Regions from separate parts of the Mus musculus genome. Here region 1 is linked to region 2. A link is a loop called in an ENCODE intact Hi-C map of the cell type or tissue named here. Cell type or tissue: gastrocnemius. All regions are shown on one strand.

The links. Hi-C counts contacts between places; a loop is a spot of excess contacts. Peaks named below come from ENCODE experiments on the same cell type or tissue, not always from the same donor. Only the 100,000 strongest peaks of a DNase experiment are listed, where the experiment ranks them.
Region 1: it touches region 2 in a loop (1.9-fold over the local background); 6 of 42 quality-filtered maps call a loop at or near these places.

What each region holds. Positions count from the first base shown.
Region 1 is chr11:61,436,542-61,439,041 of GRCm38, reverse strand. No RefSeq gene overlaps it. Among named protein-coding and RNA genes, the nearest start is that of Rnf112, 16 kb to the left of the region's middle. In gastrocnemius, no CTCF peak of the experiment used is centred here; no DNase peak of the experiment used is centred here.
Region 2 is chr11:61,483,216-61,485,715 of GRCm38, reverse strand. Mfap4 (microfibrillar-associated protein 4) reads right to left here and starts at 285. Exons shown (of 6, transcript NM_029568.3): 1 at 231-285. The coding sequence starts at 236. In gastrocnemius, no CTCF peak of the experiment used is centred here; DNase peaks (open chromatin) are centred at 424, 891 and 1,298; H3K4me3 peaks cover 1,212 bases; H3K27ac peaks cover 2,258 bases.

The sequences.
Region 1 (2,500 bases), 47 kb after region 2:
TGTGTGTGTGTGTGTACTGGCTGGTTTGTGTGTCAACTTGACACAAACTGGAGTTATCACAGAGATAGGAACTTCAGGTGAGGAAATGTCTCCATGTGATCCAGCTGTAGGGCATTTTCTCAACTAGTGATCAAGGAGGGAGGGCCCATTGTGGGTGGTGCCATCCCTGGGCTGGTAGTCTTGGGTTCTATCAGAAAGCAAGCTGAACAAGTCAGGGGAAGCAAGCCAGTACTTAACATTCCTTCATGGCCTCTGCATCAGCTCCTGCTTCCTGCCCTGCTTGAGTTCCAGTCCTGACTTCCTTTGGTGATGAACAGCAATGTGGAAAGTATAAGTTGAATAAACCCTTTCCTCCTCAACTTGCTTCTTGGTCATAATGTTTGTGCAGGAATAGAAACCCTGACAAAGACAGTGTGTTTGTGTATGAGTGTGTGTATGTGTGTTGATAAATGTGATGATGTCTCATAAGTCTTCTAGACTTCCTTTATTATTTTATCTCCCCTTTTTCCAAGTGACCAGTGTTAAATTGCAGACAAGTATGCTGTGACTTCCTACAGTGCCCATTCGGTTATCGAATCCTACCATTCCAGAGCTAATCTGCCTCTTTTTAATGGTTCCCATTGACACTTTCTTTTTTTTTTTTTTTTTTGGTCTTGGCCTACTTTATGATTCCATTTAGCTGTCCAATTGTCTGCATTCTCTTGGGAAAACAAACCAAACCAAAATAAAATGGTTGCACTTCTTTAAGACAATTTATTTTGAATACTTTGTCAAATAGTTTATAGATTAATATTTCTTTGGAGTCAGCTTCCGGGTATATTTTGTTCCCTCTAATGGGCCATGATTCTGTGGACTTGTGTGCATGTGCATGTATGTTTGCGTGGGCACATGTACCTTGTGGATATTTTGCTAAGTTTTATGTATTTGAAAAAGCATCGGCCTCTCTCAGTCTTTATTGAATAGTTGCACAGAGGATGATCTTTGCCAATTAGTCTTCTCCAGTTTCTAGGGTTCTCTGAAGTCTTTGGGGGAGCAGAGGTGGGCTGCAGCTTCTTTCCTTTTCACATGTTCCTGTCTTGATTTGGTGGGGGATTGTCTAGTGAGGCAGTAAAGCACACTTCTGGGTCTACCTGCAAGGGACTTCTCAGAACAAGGAAGACAAGAACCCACCTACAATCAAGGCAAGGAGGAAGAGGAGAAGGAGGAGAAGGAGGGGGAGGAGGATGAGAAGGAAGACAAGGAGGAGGAGGGGGAGAAGGAGGAACAGGGGAAGAAGTGGGCAAGGAAGAGGAGGAGAAGGAGGAGGAGGATAGGGGGGAGGAGGAGAAGGAGGAGGAGGAGAGGGAGGAGGAGGAGAAGGAGGAGGAGGAGAGGGAGGAGGAGGAGAAGAGAGAGGAGGAGGAGGGGAGAAGGGGGACAAGGAGGAGGAGGAGAGGGAGGAGGAGGAGAAGGAAGAGGAGGAAGGAGAGATAGTGTAGGTGGAGGAAAGGAGGCTGTGTCTAGGCATTCTCTTCTCTCTGCAGCACAGCCTCCGTGAGGGGCAGCTTTGTTCGGCTCTGTCCATTCCATGCTGATGTTTTGCTTTGTCACAGCCCATGAACAAGGCAGCCAGACTACTGTGGACTAAATGCCTGAAACCACTCACCAAACACAAACGCCACTGCTTCTTCTAAGTGGTTTCTCTCCTATCCCAGGGACATAAGCACGTGCTTCTTCCTGTGGTCAGAGGGGGTTGGTGATCTCCTTTTCAGGAGCTTGTATCTCTCTCTTGCATCTTTTTTTAATTGAGAAAGATGTTCGCACAGTATATTTTGATCATGCTCGCTCCCTGCTGCAGTTCCTTTTAGATCCTTCCCGTCTCCTACCTCACTCAGCTTTATGTTCTTTCCCCCTTCTCTTAAAAAAACAAACACACAAACAAAAACAGTAAGAAACACAAAAGTGCCCAGAAAACAATAAACTGAGAAGAAACAAGCAAAAGACAATAAGACAACAAAACGTCCAAACAAAGCAAATGAGACCAAAGGAAAAAAAAGTTTACAAAAACTTCTTTGAATTCATTTTGTGTTGGCCAACTGCTCCTGGGCATGGGGCCTGTGCTGTGGTGTGTGGTTAATACTCCCAGTGAGATTCCATTGGTGAAAACTAATGTTCCTTTGTCAGTGGCTATCAATTGCAGGTAGCTTCTTGGCTGGGGTGGGAGCCCTTGTTCACTTCCCCCGGTTGGTGCTGAGTTGTGACCTGTATGTCTCTTGTGTGTGCTGCCACAGTCTCTGAGATTACATACACATGAGCCTTGTCATGTCTGGAAGACCCTGTTACCTTCAGCGTCATCCATCACATTTGGTTCTTGCAAACTTTCCTTTCCTCCTCCTCCCTTTCCTCCCCCCCCTCCCTCTCCTTCCCCTCCCCCTCCCTCCTCCCTGTCCTTCCCCTCCCCCCTCTCCTTTCTCCCTCCTCCCCCTTCTCCCCTCCTCCCCCTCCTCTTCCCTGTCCTTCT
Region 2 (2,500 bases):
GATGGGAAATGGGGTGAGTGTAGCCCCCAACATGGGCCAGACGCCTCCCACCTCCCAGGGCTCTCCCTGCCTGAACTCTGCCCTCTGTCTTTTTTACCCCCTCTCAACTTTCAGAGGAAGGCCCAATATCCCCAGAACTTAAGTTTCAAGAGAACTCCACTGAGCTTCGCTGTTCCCTATCTGGCAAGTGGCTTGTCTCCACAAATGGTCTTGATCCTCCAGGCCAGTACCTTCATGGTGTCAGCTCAGTTGAGAGAGGCTGGCTGTCTGGGGCCCCAGACTGCAGCCGCCCACAGTTATGTGTTGGGTCTGAGCCCACAGACCCAGCTCCGCCCCTGGAACTGCAGAATGCCCCCCACCCCCACCCCAACAACCGGCCCCCGGCATCAGCTTACACTGTCAGGGGCCAGAGGACCACCTGGGTCTCATTAGGCCTGTCAGAGAAGCACTGTGAACCAGACATTAACTCCTTACCAGCCGCAACTGTACCCTGGACCCCACTCTGCCTCCTGCCCTGCTGGACTTGTGGGTCCTTTGGCAACCCCCGCTGGCCTCTGCTCACCCCTCTGTTTCCTGACAGGCCCTCTGCAGATGTCTGCTTTCCTAACTAGTCTGCTCAAGAGGTGTCCCTGGGACTGAGACAGGGGTCTTCACTTGGCAATGGGAAGGCTAGGGGAGACGGTCCCAAAGCTCCCTATGAGGGAGCTGCCTGGCCTGGGAGGAGACAGGGCCAGCAGGGGCCCGAAGTCTCCTGGCAAGCTTGGGACATTTCTGAGCCATGAGCAGAAAGATACAGGCGGCCAGCAGCTCTGTCTGCCTCGACTGGAGCCAGGGCCCTCTCCAACTCCTTCCCAGCCCCCTCCCCTGCTGGGTGTCTGTACCCCCCACTCTTTCCCCTCCTACAGTTCCCTGGACCATCTGGGGTGCTTTTGTTTCTCCTCGCTCGGCCCCTCCTCCCTTCTAAGCCCATCTGCTCTCACCGCCGCCCGCCCGCCCGGCTGAGCCTCTCGAGCCCTCTCTCCTCCATCCTGGCTGAGCCCAATGCTGCTTTCCTTGTCCACCTTAAGCCTGGTTTCGGTGTGCCTCCCGCCACCCTGGCCACCCAGTCTCTTCTGATTTTGCTCTCTCCTCCTCCTCCCATTCTCTGTCGGCTGCAAGAGTGTCCCAGGTGCCTGATCTGTGTTCCCCTGTTTAAGCCTCCGGTGGCTCTCCATTCCTTCACGGCTGAGGCCAACATTTCCGACTGGGACTTGAAAGGAATTACCAGTCTGGCTCGACCTCCCTTCAAGCCCGTGCTCCTCGTGACTCCCTACACTTTGTCTGGCTACCCAGACTCCTGGCCAGCAGGCCCCTGGGCCTTTGCCTGGGCTGTTCCTCGTGGCGCCCACCGGCCTTTCCTTTTGTCTCTGAGTGCTAGTGGGTAGTGCTCATTGCCTCCCAGTTCTGCACACTCAGCACCCATCATAAAGCGTATGGATTCACCAAAGACAGATTTTTGTTTTTTTTTTTTGAGCACCTACTATGTGTTACACAATATGTTTGCTGCTGGGGATGCAGAATCAGCCCCTGGAGTGGCCTACGTGTTTTGGACAAAGAACCAAAAATGCCTTGAAGGGACACAAATGTAACAGGTGAGCATGTGAGAGATCCAGAGCAAAGAGATGGCTTAGATCCTTTCTCTCCATCCCTGGAAAAGGAGAAAAGACCCACGAAGAACCCCATTGGGCCTCCTTGACAGTGCCCACACCAACTTGTCCAAGCTGACCTGGAACTCACTCTGTAGACCAGGCTGGCCTCGAACTTAGAAATCCGCCTGCCTCTGCCTCCCAAGTGCTGGGGTTAAAGATGTGTTCCACCACACCCGGCCCAAAGGAGAAATCTTAACCTAATTAAATTCAATGTGAATTTGAGCAATTATAAACAAAGCAACACAAAACAAAAGTGATTTGCAAATTGGGCGGTCCAAGGCGAATTCAGACAACTCCCAGTAATAATAGGATCTGACAGCACTGAGAGGGAACGAGCGTGTGCAGAGACCGCTTAATTGGTTACAGCTTAGTTCCGTAATTGGTTTCAGAGCCGCCTGAAGTTAGTTGGAGTCAGAGTCAGTGCAGGAGCTGAAGCTGAACCAGGGGCCTCCCACAAATGCTATCTGGTGGACTGTAGTCATTAGTTAGCCAGATTCGCTCATCATCGTCATAAACATCCGATGGTTCTCCTTCGAGTGGGTTGTAGTCAACACAGTTTTCACCCTTGTCTGTGGAAGGCAGAGTTGGCCTCCTCACGATAATCACTCTTGCGTTAGTCCAGATTTTTAGCTGGCTCATTGTCCAGTCTCTCATGTGGCTGGGTGAGGTCACAGGTCTGAATTTTGGCCAATAAGATGCAAATGGAAGATGGATGGATCTTGGTTTTTCCTTCTGCTTCTGAAGCTGAGGGAGGGAGACCTAGCTGCTGCCTGGAACATGGGGATGAGGCCTTATGTGGGGAATGGCTGAGG